2 separate regions of the Homo sapiens genome follow, and region 2 is linked to region 1. Evidence: read pairs that join two places in POLR2A ChIA-PET (ENCODE). Cell type or tissue: CD4-positive, alpha-beta T cell. All regions are shown on one strand.

Region 1 (4,000 bases):
GTGTTAATTATGTATATGTTTCTGAGCCTACCAAATTCATCTGCATGTAGAAGTTTACTTTTATCCCATGTCATAGTTGTGGGGGCCAAGGCTCTTGGTCCTGTAAAGGTTTGCTGAAAATCACTGAGATGAGGCAGGTTGATTAATTGGAGAAAAGGCATATACGCTTATTTAACGTGCATTCACAGGAGCCTTCAGCATGAAGACTCAAAGATACAGGGGAAATTGTCCATTTTTATGCTTAGGTTCAACAAAATATGGACAGCCATATGGGAATATGATTGGAGGAAAAGCATAGATCTAAGTCTAATAGAATGAGTGGGGAAGCCCAGCAAGAGCTGCCTGTCTAGATTCTCCCTGGCCTCTCTGAGCGCACATTTCTTCCTTCTGGGTGTGGGGCAGGACCCTCTCTGGAATGGGGGTCTTATGACCTACTATCAAACAGGGTAGGTCAGATTATTTATTTATGGCCAGTTTTAATTTTTATTATTTATTTATTTGAAACAGAGCCTTGCTCTATTGCCCGGCCTGGAGTGCAGTGGTACGATCTCAGCTCACTGCAACCTCCGCCTCCCGGGTTGAAGCAATTCTTCTGCCTCAACCTCTTCAGTAGCTGGGACTACAGGCGTGAGGCACAACGCCTGGCTAATTTTTGTATTTTTAGTAGAGATGGGGTTTCACCATGTTGGCCAGGCTGGTCTTGAACTCCTGACCTCAAGTGATCCTCCCGCCTTGGCCTCCCAAAGTGCTGGGATCACAGGCATGAGCCACCGTGCCCAGCCCATATGGCCAGTTTTTATACAGATAGGGTGGAGGGAAAGTTAAACTAATATTTTTAGGTTTTATGGCTGGCTTTGGAAAAGGCTTCTGGTTTCTATGGCTAGCCTCCGAGGAGAATGGGACTGAGAGACAGGAGGGCAAGAGAAGGTCAGAGAAAATCATTTGCTTCTGAGGCTGCTGCTGAGGGCTTCATTTTGGGGTGTTGTTTTCTGAGCCCCAGCACAGTCTTTCTGGGAAGGTGGGAGGGTACCTGACTCCTTTTATTGTAGATCCAGCTAAGACTCCATGGCTGTCCAGAGCTTTCTCTGTGGTTTTCTCATGGTAACTGCAAATGGTGAAAGGAGGATATTTGGCAGGACTGTGCTCAAGGAATAGCAAGATAGAAGAAATGCCTGACCACTGTCCTCCCAGAGGTAGAATATTCCCAGGGAAATGCCTTTCTTTGTCAAAGTCTCTTTTCTTTTCTTTTCTTTTCTTTCCCTCCTTTCCTTCCTTCCTTCCTTTCTTTCTTTCGCCAGCTAAGTATATGCATGTACTTTTGGACCTGGAGAACAATAGAATGTACTGTTGTATTTTTATTCTCTTTGATTTTTTAAATTCCAGAATTTTCCTTTTCCTTTTTTGGGGAAGAAAAAAAGTAAAATAAATAAACTGTGATGATTTGACATTTCCCTGTAGCTTCAGAAAGGAAATTTATATAATACATATCTGTCTTTGGCTGTTTTCTCCCTCCAAGGTCAAGTTTGGTTTTTAGATGTGGCTTATAATACTTTATATTGTTAGAGGGTTTGAAACTCATCAATATTTGAACAACATCCTGAATTGGATGGTATGTGGGTTGTGTTATATTTGGCCTCTGTGTCTGCCTCAGAGGTGGGGGTTTTAGGATGGATTGATTAACACAGAATGTTAAGCCTAATAATGAAATTGTGGATGGTTCTGAGCTTGGAGCTGTCTATTCAGACTTTCTGCCACTGAACAGTGTGGTGGCTCCATTCACCCCATGCTGCTTTTTCTAGACTCGTCTTCACTTACTACTCACAGATTCCAATTTCTATTCTTGCCTGAACAGAGGAAGGGAGCCTTGAATACACAGGCAGGATTAGGCACATGAGTGGATAACCCACTTACAGTAGCCCACTTCCAGACAGCCCAAATTCTAGAAGAGCATCTAAAGAGGGATGGGTATTATTTCAATTTATTTCCATTTAATTCTCTGCATCCTTGGTCTAAGCACAGCTGTGTCACTGTGGTGATGTCCCTTGCCTATTGGGGATGATGATGGGAGCTGGGATGGCATATGGTAATAACAGATACCATTTATTATTGAGCATCGACAGCAGAACTAAGAAGATGTATGTGGGTTATCTCTTTAGTCCTCACAGTAACTCTGCAAGGTGGCATTTTCTTCATGCGGCAGATGGGAAAACCGAGGCTAAGAAGGATTACTCAACTTGCCCCAAACCACACAGCTTGAGTAGCAGGGCTACTCCAGCTAACTCCAGCTGTCTGTGCGCTTTCAACTGTTACCCCGCTACACCTGATCCCGCGGGCACAGGGCATGCGCGGGCGGTGTGGGCGCGTCGGGTCCTTCTCCCTTTGTCTGCAGTGAGTGATCCGCGCGCCCCCTGCCTGAGCCATCCCGGCTTTGCTTTGTCTGTTGCATTGTTGGCGAGACCTCTACTGCCTGAGTAGTTTGTTCAGTGCACAGTAAAGAGCTCTTTAGTTTTATTGAAATTATGTTTATGTTAAAATTATGTTATCCAAAATCTTGGATTACAGAGCAGCAGAACTGTTTGCAAGGACTACTGTTTAGTGAGTTGTTACAGAAACACCTTGTAAAATAATGAGTTATGTGAGCTGGAAGAATCAAAGATGTGGAACTGGGCAATGTAAACAATTTATTCCTGCCAGTAACAGCTGTAAAATGATGATAGCGCAAGTCTCTTGACTTTATTCCCTTACTCTGATTTTTATTTTACAGTACATTCACTTCTAGATCTTGTTGCTAGTTTTTAAGAAAATTTTAATTTTTTTTTTGAGACAGGATCTTGCTCTGTTGCCCTGGCTGGAGTGCAATGGTGAGATCACAGATCACTGCAGCCTGGAACTCCCTGGCTCCAGCAAGCCTCCCACCATAGCCTCCCAAGTAACTAGGACTGCAGGTGTGTGTGCCACCATGCCCGGCTACTTTTTTTTTTAGTTGAGATGTGGGGGAGGTGGGGAGGGTCTGCCTATGTTGCCCAGGCTGGTCTTGAACTCCTGATCACGATGGATCCTCCCACCTCAGCCTCCTGGTGTTAGAACTATAGGTGTGAGCCACTGCTCCTGGCCATAGATCTTTTTTTTTTTTTTAATACCTCACTCAATTTTTTAGAATTTTTTTTTTGTATCAAACATAATGGATTTCACATTGTTTTAAAAAGTAATTGGGAAGGAATACTGTTTCAGAGGACAGCTTACAGAAATCTCTACTATATGACACAGTTTCTTGTTGGTAAACACCATTAAAAAAGTTCAGAAGATTCCATGAGAACTTATAAATTACCTATGGTCTATTTAGAATCCTAAACAAATACACAGTGATTTACAGTGAACTGAGAGAGAAAGATCTAGGAAGAAGAAATTTTAAATTTGCTTGGCTCTTTTCTTTCCTTTTCTGAGACAGAGTCTCACTCTGTCACCCAGGCTGGAATGCAGTGGTGCTATCTCAGTTCACTGCAACCTCTGCCTCCCAGGCTCAAGCAATCCTCATGCCACAGCCTCCCAAGTAGCTGGGATTACAGGCATGCACCACTACGCCCGGCTAATTTTCTTTGTATTTTTTGTAGAGACGAGGTTTTACCCTGTTGTCCAGGCTGGTCTCAAACTCTTGGGCTCCAGTGATCTGCCTGCCTCGGCCTCTCAAAGGGCTGGGATTACAGCACTGAGCCATCGTGCCCGGCCCCCGATTTTATTTTCAAAAATACATTTAGTGACAAAACATCACTTTCTACCTACATACTTAATTTTGGTTTCTCTCAGTTTTATTTTGTTTTTGACACATTTAAATTCCCTAAATACTGTAATAAAAATATTCTAAATACATTCTAAATATTTTAAGCCATTTTTTCCCTCTCTCCCTCCTTCCCTCCCTTCCTCCTTCCTTCCCTTCCTTCCTTTCTTCTTCCTGTGTTCCATCTTTCCTTCTCCCTTTCCCTCTCTTCTTCTTCCTTTTAAT
Region 2 (4,000 bases), 110 kb before region 1:
TCAACAGCTGAGGCAAGCCAAGTGATCATTAATAAAGCTTTTCTTGGTTCCTTCAGTGGTGTTGGTAGTAAAATGGTAGGTAAAAGTTAGGCTGCAAGTTCAATAAATCATGAGATTTCCCATCGTTACACCCTTGTGTATTCACATTTCTTGGATCAAACATTTTGAGTGAACTAGGGGTTTTTATTAAAGACATTTGTTGTATTTATGGTTGTAACTGTACATGCTTATCAGGATGAGACTGAAAGAAGGTAGGGCAAAAATGGTTGAATCTATTTTCAGATAGTAGTTCATACTTGAGTGAAGTGTCTTGTCTGCATTATGAAGCCTGGTATGTATCCAGTACTAAATAGGTGGGTTAAATGTGGTAATTCTAGTTCAGTGTCTTACCCTGAAGAGAAAGTTGTAGGTTGGCTGTTGAAATTCATTCCTTAGATATGATCAGTTTGATTGCCCGGCTTTATTGCCTTTACAGGAATGTGATACTCAGGGCTTACTCTATACACCAATGAGTCTTCTTTGATCCTAAGACCACCACTGAAGTTGTTTAGGTTCTTTTGGACAAACATGATAAACTTCTTCAGATACTTTTTTTTTCCTTTGGCAGGAAGGTGTCTTGCTGCAGGTAACTAATGAAGAAGTGGTCAACCACAGAGTCTTCAAGAAATAAGAAATTCTGTACCATCTGAAAGTAGTTCTTGTTGGTGCCTTCATTTAAAAAGCACTCTTTAAAATAAAAGGGAAATGTTTTCTGATAAAACAAACATTTAGTTGAGGTTCTTGATATAAAACAATTACAAAATGAGTGTTGTTTGTAAAACAGTAACATCAAATTGGCTAGAGAGATAAATGTATCATGTTTTAAATTAGGTTTTGTGAGTAGACAGATTACAATTCTATTTTAAATATAAAGTTTATAAAATAAATACTTTTTGTATCCAAATACTTGGTGTAATGTTTACACATAAAATGTGTGAATCTTGTTCTATAAATATTTGGTTGTCTAAAAGATCACCATCCCCTAAATTTTTAAAAGCAGTTTCACAAAGCTATGCATATTTTAATATTAACAGGTAAATGAGAAGAGCATTGTGGACATTATTGGCTGTCCCCAATAAAATGCTGTTCATTATGCACTGTATATTCAGCGTTTGAGTACTCCTAAAGTTTCTGGCTTTACTTTTACGTTTAGCAATACTGGTGGCATTTTGAAAATCATGGATTTTAAAGGTTAACCGGCTGGAGTGGTCCAGATTAAGTGGCTTTGCAGAAGCACTGAGGTTTACAATATGTGCTAGATTGTCAAATGTCAATTAGTTTTATTGTGGTTTACACTGAGTAAATGAATATCAGTGTTGCTTTTTAAATGTGTTTATTTGGACATTTATCTGAATTAAGAAAACCAAAAAGACCAGGTTAATTTGTTTCTATGATAATTTGTTTTGGTTTTGATAATGTGAGGTATCTAACAGGTAAGTCAAATTTAACAGCAGGTAACACATAGAAAGCAGCTTTCTGTTTGAAATAGCTGAGTTCGTCAATTAAAGACGTACAAATATCCCAACTTTAAGAAAATTTTGAAGGTTTAAAAATGTGTGGATGTACAAAGACGTTGAACTTTGAAATACATCAGGTTGATATGCATAACCTCAAAATACCAACTCCTATCCAGCCAAGGTCAAGGGAATATCACACAAATAGGGGAGAATTAGGTAATTGCACAATAGACTGAAATGAACTGATTGAAGGAGGGTTTACTGAAGCATGGGGGTAATGTTGGATATTCAACATAGGCTTATTTCCTGTGTGTATATGTTGTGTTGAGCTGTTTCTCTTGTAGAAATTGAAGTTTAAGGTAGTTCTTGTGTAGCTTTGAGACAGTGCCCTAAATGAAGAAAGGCTGCTTTTTGGCCAAGGCTTTATATTGTTGCTGTGTAACAACTTACCTCAATACTTAAGAGCAGTTCAGAGAAACAAACCAGCATCTATGGGTCAGCAATTGGGAGCAACTTAACTGATTCTGGGTAAAGCTCAAGGTTCCAATCACAGAAAACTAGGATTGGAGAATTTTTTTAATATCCAGAGTGGCATACTAACAGCTTTAAAGTTAATCCTGGTTGTCATCTTCCCTCGGTGAGTGATTTGAGCAAGAAAAGCTGTAAAATGAACACGCTCTACGAAGTAGTCGTGCTATCTTGCATCCTTTATGGTCACAGAATGTGGTGGGAGGGTTCTTTTCCCTGGTACAATTACCAAGCAGGCAGGGAGCATTGGGAACTCTCAGATGCCAGCTGTCACACTCAAGGGGGTGCCCTTACTCAGTTTATTCACTAGTGTGAAACCAGATTTCTGTATGTGTAAGCTTTTCCATGTAGCCCAATTTGGTAGATGCCAAATTGCTTGACCTAATAAATACTAGTTAGGCATTGGGAGCTAACAATGTAAGGCAACAAGTCTCAGTTTGTCACTGATGGTTGAAAAGTGGAAAACATCTGTCAGGACACCTGGACTGCATGTTACATAAATTCGCTCTCTTTAAGGTTTGGAACTAATATACTGAGATGTTGACAGGCCCTACATAATTTTTGACATTTCCACTATTTAGTAATGCACTAACACTGGCTTGTTTTGGGGTAGTGGAGGGGAATTGGTAACAAATCAGTTGAGTTGCATGGACTTAACAGAGAACAAATCGTTCAGAGACTGAGATGGGGAATGATTTAGCTACTTGAGTGCGTTTAAAAGACGTTAATATTACCACACAAAACCCTGTATACTGGTTCTGAAGCTCTGCTGAACCGAAGCCTACCTTGAGACCAGGGGACCACTAGAAATCTAGGTCTTTTTTTGCTTGGAGTTGCCGTACAATTGGCCTAAAATCTGATCACACTTGTGAAGATGCTCAAGTGATAGTTTTAATTGGAAAAGGAGATGTCCAACCCACTTGGGTTGTCTTTGTTCTTGTCTTCCTCATTCTGATTAAGACGTTAGATGATGCAATCAAGACTGCTCAACTAGGTAGGTAATGTGGAGGGTCCTAGGCAATGGTCAGCTTTCGGGCATTGGCTTTGTAATCTAGTTGGTTTGCACTGGAAGCCGAATGTGGAATTCCCTTCTGCCTCTAAAACTGGACTGTCAGAAAAGCAGTTGCAGTTTATATACCTTGAATCCAGCATGTTAAGATGGAGGCAGGGTTATGTCAGGAAGCCAGCCCATAGCCAATTAGAGCTTGTGACGCTGGCTGCTTAATGCGCCGATTAAAAGTCCCTTGATGGGAGAGGGGCCCATCAGTTTCAGGAACCTCCACAATACCAAAATGTGGATGCTCTAGCCCCCTTGTATGAAACGTGTATTTGCACGTGGTCTAAGCACATCTCATACACTTGAGTTGTCTAGGTTACCCAATATTTAATCCAAGGTAGAAGCTAGGTAAATGGTATGCTGCATTATGTATGGGGAATAAAGTTCAGTACAGACACTACCATCTTTAAATATATTCAGTTTGCAGTTACTAGATCTGTGTGTGCTATATTTAAGGGTTTTTAGAGTTTAAACTTCAGGCCAGGCATGGCGGTCCATAATCTGAGCAGCTCGGGAGGCTGAGGCAGTCCAGGAGTTTGAGGCTGGATCTTTTATTGGGGCCACTGCACTTCAGCATGGGTAACAAGAGTCACCATGATTACCGATTCTGCTCTCCACTGTCTTTTATTTTAGAGGTTTGAAAAGAATGCTATCTGATAAGCAGGCACTCTTTTGAGTGTACTTAGTAGGATTTCCTACTGAAATGTTTTATGTGTGTTCTTAAATTATAATTATCAAAAGCTTAAGACATTTGAAATACTCCCTTGTAAAAAGCAACAGACTAAAATGATCATTTGAACACCATGAGTCACTGAAGGGGCAATTTTATCTAGAAGCATACTAGAAGCATTTCTGGCAAAATAACAGGTCTTGGGAAACTTTATTATAAAAATCCAACGGTATATATAAACTGCATTTC

What was found. Peaks named below come from ENCODE experiments on the same cell type or tissue, not always from the same donor. Only the 100,000 strongest peaks of a DNase experiment are listed, where the experiment ranks them.
Region 2: POLR2A ChIA-PET joins it to region 1 with 8 read pairs; 17 of 35 experiments call an interaction of 5 or more read pairs at or near these places.

What each region holds. Positions count from the first base shown.
Region 1 is chr7:26,077,484-26,081,483 of GRCh38, reverse strand. All of the region lies in intron 1 of LOC105375199 (a long non-coding RNA gene), which reads left to right. Among named protein-coding and RNA genes, the nearest start is that of NFE2L3, 73 kb to the left of the region's middle. RefSeq lists an enhancer at 2,268-2,337. In CD4-positive, alpha-beta T cell, CTCF peaks have their summits at 2,204 and 2,413; a DNase peak (open chromatin) is centred at 2,383; H3K27me3 peaks cover 531 bases.
Region 2 is chr7:26,187,068-26,191,067 of GRCh38, reverse strand. It overlaps NFE2L3 (NFE2 like bZIP transcription factor 3), which reads right to left. Exons shown (of 4, transcript NM_004289.7): 4 at 3,931-4,000. HNRNPA2B1 (heterogeneous nuclear ribonucleoprotein A2/B1) reads left to right here. Exons shown (of 11, transcript NM_002137.4): 11 at 1-1,141. Among named protein-coding and RNA genes, the nearest start is that of HNRNPA2B1, 12 kb to the left of the region's middle. RefSeq lists an enhancer at 2,273-2,797. In CD4-positive, alpha-beta T cell, no CTCF peak of the experiment used is centred here; a DNase peak (open chromatin) is centred at 2,401.